2 separate regions of the Homo sapiens genome follow, and region 2 is linked to region 1. A link is a contact called in ENCODE Hi-C data. All regions are on one chromosome and are shown on one strand. Each heading gives the region's core, a stretch centred on a gene start or an enhancer-like site at or near the end of the contact. The rest is flanking DNA. Distances are from core to core; before and after follow the strand shown.

Region 1 (4,559 bases), core at 1,737-4,236:
CCTGGGTGACAAAGCGAGACTCCGTCTCAAAACAAAAACAAAAACAAAAAAACTTAATTCCCACTGTAGTGGTAGTAAGAGTGGGGCCTTTGGGAACTGATTAAGCCATGAGGGCTCTGCTCTTATAAATGAATTAGTACCTTATAAAAGAGCTAGAGGGAACTAACTTAGGCCCCTTTTTTGCCCTTTTGCATTCTGCCACGTGAGGACACAGAGTTCATCCCCTCTGGAGGCCACAGCAACAAGGAACCATCTTGAAGTTGGAGCGAGCAGCCCTCACCAGGCGCTGAACCTGCCAGTGCCTGGATCTTGGTGTCTCAGCCTCTCCAACTGTGCTGAGTAACTTTCTGTTGTTTATAAATTACCCAGTCTGTGGTATTTTGTTGTGGCAGCACAAAGATACCCACCACATACACAAAAGCTTATGATGCTGGACCAACCCATCTCAAAATGTTGAACTGAATCACAACAAGCAAGACCCATTTCATATCAAAACTTCAAAAAAGCTTTGGCTTCTAGTCTGATTCACAAGTACATGCGTTCAAGGCCCAAGCAGTTAAAACCCTGCACAGATAAATTGTAAGAGCCTGGGTAAAAGAAAATAGAATTTCCTGGTAAGTGAGAATGAAAAAAAAAAAAAAAGTTTACCACATGTGTAGATTTAACCAGTACGTTACTAATGCAGAGAAGGGAAGAATCAGGCTATTTCATAATCAAATGTTGATAATATAAGAGAGGGGCAAGTTTATTATGTCCTCATCAGAAGCAAGAAGCTGGATGTCAGGTATACTGTGAAAAATTGCACAAGCCAAGACCTAAGACTGGATTAAAATTATCAAATTGTTATTAGATGAAAGTTACTAGAATATTGTCAGATTATCCTAACCATAAGAGTAGCAGAACAGTACTCAATGTTTCTAATCAGTTTTGTCTATTTTCTGAGCTGGTTAAACATTTGCTGATGTGCAATTTGTAAAGTCACAGCCATCTGTTCATTTGTGTCTTAAGTCTTCCTGCATAAATTCTGCTCTTTTACCTGTTTTGGGGAAATAAAAGTTTATTTTAATTTACTGCCAAAATTTGTGGCACAGGAAAGGGATAGGTTGAAACCAAAAACTATTTTGCTTTTTTACCATCTATTAGTCATCCTTTGAAAAATCAATATTCAGTGCTCACCCCGTCTGTGGCTCCAGGCAATCAAAAGAAAATTGTGTACTGTCCCCATTCAGACTGATGATGCATTGTGCCATTATCCTGTGAGCTAATATGAGATTCAGTATCTGCTGTCTTACCTGACAAATAAGCCTTCAGAATCCAGGCTTGGGCACATTATTTGAAGAATCTGCAGCTTTAATATAATTTATATTCCCAAGTTCCTTCTACTGCTTCAGTATATGCAGCATATGACTTGAGATAGAAGGATAAAGAAACCAGAATGATTCTCTTCTTTCCTACCCCATCATCTGATCAATTCTGGACATTCCTTTCAACCCTGTGGCCATCTATTACAAGTTGAGTGCCTACTATGTGTCAGAGAATATGTTAGCTGCTGGGAAGACAGTTATGAAGAAGACGGGGTCTTTCCAGTTGTTCAACTTTTTTTGCTACTCATAAAGAGGATAAAAGAAAGAGAAAGAAGAGAAAGAATTCCAGTCTGTTAGGAAATATTATAAAATTACTCCAAAGTGGGGATGCAGAATTAAAATATACCAGAAGTAAAAAAGAGAAATGCTGATGTTCTATTTCATGATCAATAATAAAAACAGTAACAGCTTATATTTGTTGAATGCTTATTTTTTGCCATCCATATTGCTAGGATTTGTCTTACTTAATCCTTATCACAACGCTGTGAGGTAGGTACTGTAAATAAATCCATTTTAGAAATGGGAAAACTGAGGCTCAGGGAAGTTAAATTCCATGTCTACAATAAAATATCTCAAAGCAATGGAGTTGCCGCAGAAACCTACCTGCCTCCGATACCTGAACCCTTCCTTGCTATGCTATATTGCAGGAACTTGGCCCTAAACTGACACCTTGCCAACTTGGGATACGTGTTATTTCTAAAGATGAACTTTCAAAGTGGGTTAAAAGAGGGAGAAGGCCGGGCGCGGTGGCTCACGCCTGTAATCCCAGCACTTTGGGAGGCCGAGGCGGGTGGATCATGAGGTCAGGAGATGGAGACCATCCTGGCTAACAAGGTGAAACCCCGTCTCTACTAAAAATACAAAAAATTAGCCGGGCGCGGTGGCGGGCGCCTGTAGTCCCAGCTACTCGGGAGGCTGAGGCAGGAGAATGGCGTGAACCCGGGAGGCGGAGCTTGCAGTGAGCCGAGATCGCGCCACTGCAGTCCGCAATCCGGCCTGGGCGACAGAGCGAGACTCCGTCTCAAAAAAAAAAAAAAAAAAAAAAAAAAAAAGAGGGAGAAAAATGGTAAGACATATCTTCCTAACAGTTAGAAATGAACAGAGAAATGAGTCAGGATTGAGGACAGGGCTGAAGGTGTCTTCTGGGACCAGTCAAGAGTGGGGTGTGGTCAGGCTGCTGCTGCTCACTCCTCCTCCCACGCAGCACCCACAGGCTGCATGGTGCAACTGGGAGGCTTGCTGGAAAATGGCAAGTCCTGCTGCAGGCGGGCTACAGTGGGCAGCCCTCACCTCCACTCCTGGCCAAACTGACCAGGGCCACTCTCCTTACACAGAGACCATGCTGCTGACCAGGTCTCTCTGGGGCCATCAGCCTCAGGTCAGCAAAAGGTCTTACAAAAGTCAAGAAATTGCTTATGATTACAGCTCTGCAATGCAAACGCGTTTTTACCAACAAAGAAAAAAAAAAGGTTGGAGAGGAAGAAGAAGAGAGAAAAAGAAACATTTGGCCAAGGCCAGAAAGGGTCCACCGAAGTCAGCCTCCGAACTTCCGGTCCAATGTTGACACCTTGTTCACTGGTGACAACTCAGGACTGTACCCCAAATTACACAATGCTACTTGAGGGAAGCAGGCCTGGCAGCAGAGAGAGAATTACCGGCACACATTAGTGAGAGCAATCGCAGCCAACTCAAAACCGCACTCGAAAACGGCCTTGCATTCATGGACTGGTAGTTACTTCCTGGTTTCTAAGAAACCAAATAAAATTAAAACTCACCATTAATAACAAAACAACACTTTACAGTCCCCCCTTCCCTTTCAGAGACGCATCAAGTGACGGCACCTGATCAAAGCTGAATTATTAAAAGTCTATAGATTAATCCTGTAACTCTCAAGAGCCCAGAGTTTGTAATTTCCCAGGGAAAAAAAAAAAAAACAAAAAACAAAAAAACAGAAGCAATCTACACCGTGAAAAATTTAATTGCACTTTAATTACCAGTTAAGCTGAATAGCATGAGATATGGGTGCCTTTAATTTTTAATAGTCGTTATGATTCCAAGAGAATTTTAAAGGGAAATAATTTAATCTCTTGAGAGTATTCTCCTCTTCTGCCACTGCCAAAATCAAAATGAGGACAGAAAAAAATGTAAAGGGCGATTCAAATTCTTCCAGATCATAACCCAGGACGGCCCCCAGCAATAATAAACTGGCTGTTCCCAGGCAGCTGCACTGCACATTTTCATGATATGCTAATATAGAAATGGGTTTCCTGCAGTTGAGTTCTGGTACATTAAGCAGATAAACGCCCTTGGCTGGGGTGTTTCTTTTTTAAAATCAGATCTAAAGATGGCATACTTGTTTCTTTGTCTCTCAGAGCCTGGCACCAATATGGGCATGCATACCCCCACCTACGTAACACACATACACAAACCTGGGCACCCATATACACATACTCTTCCACATGCTGCCATGATGCCCCAAAACATCCTTTTGAAAGGAAAAAGGGAAGAGGGTAACACAATCACACAAGGCTCCAACAAAAATGGAAATCAGCAGGTCTGAGAATTCAAAAGGAAATAAGCGTAGCCTCCACTTTCACTTTATCTGAGAACCACCTGACTCAGGAAGGAGCTGGCCTCTTGAGAGCTGGTGCAGGAGGGAGCCGCCTGGACCGGGTGAGGCTGGCCACTTTCCCCTTTCTCAAGCACACACTGGCCTTCTCAACTTGCTGAGGCTCTTGAGGTTTGCCTGTTGTGCAGGTGTAGTTGTCTCCATTGAGGCTGCAGTGTGCCTCAGCCTCTTCTTGGGGATGCTGTCCCATCCCAGGACAGTGCTTTTTTTTGGAAATAAATTAGGTTGTGATTTCTTTTTTTTTTAGTTTTTATTTGTGAGACAGAGTCTCATTTTGTTGCCCAGGCTGGAGTGCAATGGCACGATCTCAGCTCATTGGAACCACTACCTCCTGGGTTCAAGCGATTCTCGTGCCTCAGCCTCCCGAACAGCTGAGATTACAGGCATGCACCACCACACCTGGCTAATGTTTGTATTTTTAGAAGAGATGGGGTTTCACCATGTTGGCCAGGCTGGTCTTGGACTCCTGACCTCCGCCCGCCTCGGCCTCCCAAAGTGCTGGGATTACAGGCGTGAGCCACTGCTCCTGGCCGGTTGTGATTTTAAGAAGTCAGACTGGGCTCAAA
Region 2 (5,120 bases), core at 1,964-4,463, 200 kb after region 1:
AACTAGCTCTCTGACCTTGGGCAACTTCCCTGAACATTGGTTTGCTCATCTAAAATGCGGATAGTCACCTGTCTCTATAAAGGGCTACCCATTAAATTAGAGGATGTGAGGATAAGCAAATCAAAACTCCCTTGGTATGTCCTATGCCTCCTCTCAGCTGGAATACAGCAGGGCCTAGGAAACAGGTCCAGTTTTCTGCAGAGAGTCATATGGGCATAGTTTAAGCATGTAAAGGGGCACGCTTACAGTGATGTTATAAAAGCAAAACACAAGTACCTGCTTACTGCAGAATCCTCTCACAAACAGAGAATCCTATGAAAACTGCAAAAGGGATAAAGAAAGAAAAAGTGGGGGAAGCCAGGTCCTTCAAACCTCCAGTCAGCAGTCACTCTCAATCATTACCAGACGTCGTCACTGAATTTAGGGCCCCTGTCAGAACCAGCACACATATGGAGCCGTGGTTACAGGCCAGAACACACACCTCTTGACATTTAAAGATGTTCATCTTCAATTGGCCTCCATATGAGATGTGGAGTTTGAGAACCTAATTGTTCCCAAGCTCTGTGAATGGGTTTTATATACTCCGAAGACAGCTAGATATTGAAAGGGGAGAAAAGGCGGGATCTTGACATTTGGGAAGCAATTCTACTACACTGTTTTAGGATTGGTTTTAAAAATTAAAGACGGTGATTTGATGTTTGTGTTGAAAGCACAACCACGTCCTGACTGCTAAAAGAAATCTAACCTATATGTCATGGTCCCCCAAAGCCCCAAAGTGGATTTTAAAGTTGTTAAAGTAAAAATCTACTTTGTAGGAAGAGCCCGCCTTGCTATTCTACCTTAAAACTGATGAGCGAGTTGGAGGGACTGGGATGTTGGAGGGGCTGGGGTGCTGGAGGGGCGGCGGGGGGCGGGACAGGGGAGACACGGGTGGTGAGGAACAGTCCAGGGATATCCAGGCTGGACCCACGTAGGTTCCTCTTCCTACCAAAGGGGAACTGGGACGTGCTCCCTGTTTCCCAGACGGAACTCCTGGGTGATAATGTGAGAAGCCCTTACTGCACATCTGTCTTTCCCCACATACTTACAAAGTTAGGGGGAAAGCTGGAAAGTGATATGCAGCCCCTGTATAATTCTGACTTATTCTCAGAAGATTTTTTAAAAAACTAAAAAATAAATGGAAATCAGCTGCAGCCTTCCTGATGTGTGAATAGAGACAATTTAAAAGACATCAAGTGCCAAATACTGACCTGTCTCGCCTAACAAAACTGCCCTGTCTTTCAGCCCACTGAGAACAGAGGGACACACACCACAGGGAGGTGAGCTGTCTCGGAAGGAGCCCTCCACGCAGACCCCACAGCTATATTAACTGTGCTTAACGTAATCATGAACACATAATCGCGGGGCTATTGAAGACTCCATAACAAACAAGATCAAGGAGCCTGGAGCCTCTAAAACATGAAAACCAATTAGCACTATGAAATCTAAGAGCAGACACAGCCAGAGCTCGAGAAAAGGCATGGGCAGGAGCTGGACTGCTCAATCCTGCTCACTCCTCCCTTCCTTCCTGTTACACGGTTCTGTTCTGAGGTGCTGCTGAGAGGGGCTTCCTCTCCTGGGCCAGAACTGAGGCTAAGGCCCGAAGCTGAGGACAGAAAGTGATCAACTCCCCACATTCTAAAGAGGCTGCTGGAGAAGCGGCCACGACTGGGGCCTGACATCCTTCTCTAGGGATTATCAGGCAGCACTCTGCTACCCATCCCACAGGACCGTAACTTATCCTTCCCAATCCGTAGAAAGCAAGACTCTGAAGCATGTGCGTTTGTCTTTGGCCTTGTGGGAGGTTTCTATTCAAGAGGAAAACTGATGCCATGAAGGATGGGATGAGGTGCTTTCTCTTCCCAGAAGGGAAAGATTTGGGTGCCTCGTGAAAGGGAGTCTGGAGTCAGCTCCCTGGTCAATGATCTACTTGCAGAGACAACTCTCTGATCTCACCTTAATAAATGAGATTCATTCACCTGGCACTTTGGGTTTCATGTAGGGGGAGAGATGGAAGAGTTAGGGGAATAAAAGGAGATGAAAGGACTAAAGAAAAGGCAGAAGGAGGCCGGGCATGGTGGCTCACATCTGTAATCCCAGTATTTCGGGAGGTCTATGTGGGTGGATCACTTGGGTCCAGGAGTTTGAGACCAGCCTGGGCAACACGGCGAAACCCCATTCTACCAAAAATAGAAAAAAAAAAAAATTTGCCAGGCATGGTGCCATATGCCTGTAGTCCCAACTACTCAGGAGGCTGAGGTGGGAGGATCACATGAGCCTGGGAGGTTGAGGCTGCAGTAAGCCGTGATCACACCACTGCACTCCAGCCTGGGAAACAGAGCCAGACCCTGACCAAAAAAAAAAAGGCAGTAGGGCATGACAAAAAATATACTGTGGGGCAATTTGTACTCAGACGTGGGAAACAGGATTAAATGCATTAGAAAAGAACTAAACTGAAATATTTAAAAATGACAGTAATCAGTTAACAATCCATTCCCCATGGATAAGAAGGCTGTGATTTTTACACCAAAGGAAAAGTGTTTAAGTCATAGTCCCTACCATAGGGGCTTCAACAAAGTGATGCCAAAGAAAGACTACTGTCCTACGAAGACAGCCATCTGGAGGAGGTCCTAATGGTATCACAAGCGATGTGACAAAAATGAAGTCCCTTCATTTCTCTCAGCCTTTCCTTACCTGTAAACAGGGCAAGAATGGAAGGCTGAAATAGCCAGAGGTTCCAAACCTCAATGGTAATGAAGAAACACAACCTGTGCATTGTATTCTGAAAGGCCTCGGAGAAACTGTGTCCTTATCCACAGACGCACAGAGCGGTGTTGGAGAAACATCAGTTACCACTTGCCTAGGATGTCTAAGGGCTCTTGACACATCCTGTAATGCGACGTAAATAAGAAATAAAGGTGGGCCTCACTGAAAGCAGAACTCCTCTCAGCCGAGGACTGGCTTAGCCTGAGTTTCTGGGAGGTGATCTGCCCTCTGGGCTTCCCCTCCCTCGGCCCATTAACATTTCTGTACTTAGAAGTCGGCTGGGATCCTGGAGGGCATAAGAGCTGTAAGAATGCCATGACTATTTTTAAAATTTTGAAAAATAAATACTAGAGGCTCTGGCAGCAACAGCGCTTGGGGAGTAGCCGTACCTCTGAAGTTTTCCTTTCCTTTCTCGAGCAACGCAGGGAGGGAGCTGTTTAATGAGGAGTCTCAACACCGGGGAACAAAGCAGTAGTGTTTGCACACAAAGCTTGGTGCTGGCAATTTTCTCGGTTTCGTTTTTTCATGCTGCCAAAGTCATTTGTTTTGAAAATAAGAGCCTCTCCTTTGCCCTCAGCATCCCTATTAAGACACTAAACCACAGGATTAATTCTGTTTAGGCCTGCAGAGTGAGGTAAATCCTCTGAGACACCTCAGCACCTTCCCCAGGTGAGACAGGAGAGTCCGGGGATGAAGAATTCGGCTCTGGAGTCACAGACTCAAGTTCAAGTGCCAGCCGTACCGCTTGCTAGCAGCGTGGCCTTGGGCAAGTCACTTGGCTTCGGTTTCCTCCTCTTAGCTGCAAAATATGAAAAACGGGCCTGCTATGAAACGACTGGCCCATAGTCAACACTCAGTAAATGATAACTATATAAAATAATGGTGGTAAAACCAGCAAAAATCGACAGGTGTGTATCGTTGGGCCATAATGTGAAACCACGCTCAAAGTACTTTAATATAGCATCCTTCAAGGCGCTCACAATGCTGCAGACTGTAGGAGCGAAGTCAGCAATACAGGTTGGAATTCATGTATTGGGGGCTATACTAACATATACAAAGTATACGTGATTTGTCTAGGTTGTTTTTGATGCAAAATAGCCTGAAGCTAGAGGACACCACCTACTCTTATCTACAGTGTCCCTTCTGTTTCTAGGAAGAGTCTACAATCCTAACTTTAATGCATTTTTGTCTAAACTAAGAGTCTTCACATTTTTTGAAGTCACAGAAATATTTGTGAATATATATTTTTAACTGGGACTTGATTACTTTGTAACATGTATGTGTGTATACACATACACACACGTACATAAAAGGGTAACAACGCAAAAGGCAATACTGGTTTGTGTATATATCATATAGTGGAAAGAATATTAGATTCAAGTTAGATCATCTACTTCCAACACTGCAGATGGCCAGAGCCGTAAGGCAAGTCTCTCCAATCAGGTCTTAGTATTCTCCTTATTTAAAAAAGGAGAAAGACATTAAAATACCTTCAAAATTATTGTTGTGACCCCAGGCAGAGTAACTAGAATGAAGTAGAAGAAGCTATTGGAATATGACGTTGTCTCATGTAAGATCTTTTTTTTTTTTTTTTTTTTTTGAGATGGAGTCTTGCTCTGTTGCCCAGGCTGAAGTGCAGTGGCGTGATCTCGGCTCACTGCAACCTCCGCTTCGTGTCGTGAGATCAAGCAATTCTCCTGCCTCAGCCTTCTGAGTAGCTAGGATCACAGGTGAGTGCTACCATGCCCAGCTAATAGGGAGGCTGAGGCAGGAGAATCGCTTGAACCCAGGGGGCAGAGGTCACAGTGAGCTGGGAATGCGCCACTGCACTCCAGCCTGTGCAACAGAGCAAGACTCCATCTCAAAAAACAAACAAACAAAACAAAAACAAAAAAACAACAAAAACCCCAATATTTTAAAACATAACAGTAGAAATTGTGTTTGTGAATGTCATAAGAAGTTTCTTTACTTCTTCTAGTTCTCTGTTGAGAAACAATACAGAATCGTATGCTCTGTCTATTGGGGCAACAATTCAATCACAGCAGGATAAAAATTGACTTTTAAAAAGTGACCCCCTGCTCTTGTTTTCTCCTCTCCTTCATCAGTTCACTACCAGACCTCACACCAGAGATGAAGCTTCTCCATGCAGAGAAAGACCTAAAACTCTAGCGTGATGTACTCATGGATAAGAATTGATCAACATGTATCCAGAGCCCAATGATGCCAGGAAGAAAGCCTAAACATAATTTAATAAACTCCCTCTCTGTTTTCTTCATTTCCTACTACTTTGGTTTACTTAAAAATGAGTGTTTGCA

Evidence for each region. Hi-C counts contacts between places; a loop is a spot of excess contacts on that map. Pooled maps may share reads with other maps.
Region 2: a loop to region 1 is called in a map with no recorded cell type, with 2.4 times the contacts of the local background. The contact joins two enhancer-like sites. A Hi-C loop is called at or near these places in 2 of 168 maps with a recorded cell type or tissue (GM12878 and endothelial cell of umbilical vein), 13 of 37 single-sample maps with no recorded cell type and 7 of 50 pooled maps.

Annotation. Positions count from the first base shown.
Region 1 is chr1:245,804,530-245,809,088 of GRCh38, forward strand. All of the region lies in intron 10 of SMYD3 (SET and MYND domain containing 3), which reads right to left. Among named protein-coding and RNA genes, the nearest start is that of SMYD3-AS1, 300 kb to the right of the region's middle. RefSeq lists an enhancer at 2,724-2,883. Within about 2 kb of position 2,987, at least 6 of the 41 ENCODE cell types and tissues checked have a DNase peak (open chromatin) inside an H3K27ac peak, as active enhancers do.
Region 2 is chr1:246,005,423-246,010,542 of GRCh38, forward strand. The region is part of intron 5 of SMYD3 (SET and MYND domain containing 3); the gene reads right to left. Among named protein-coding and RNA genes, the nearest start is that of SMYD3-AS1, 100 kb to the right of the region's middle. Within about 2 kb of position 3,214, at least 2 of the 41 ENCODE cell types and tissues checked have a DNase peak (open chromatin) inside an H3K27ac peak, as active enhancers do.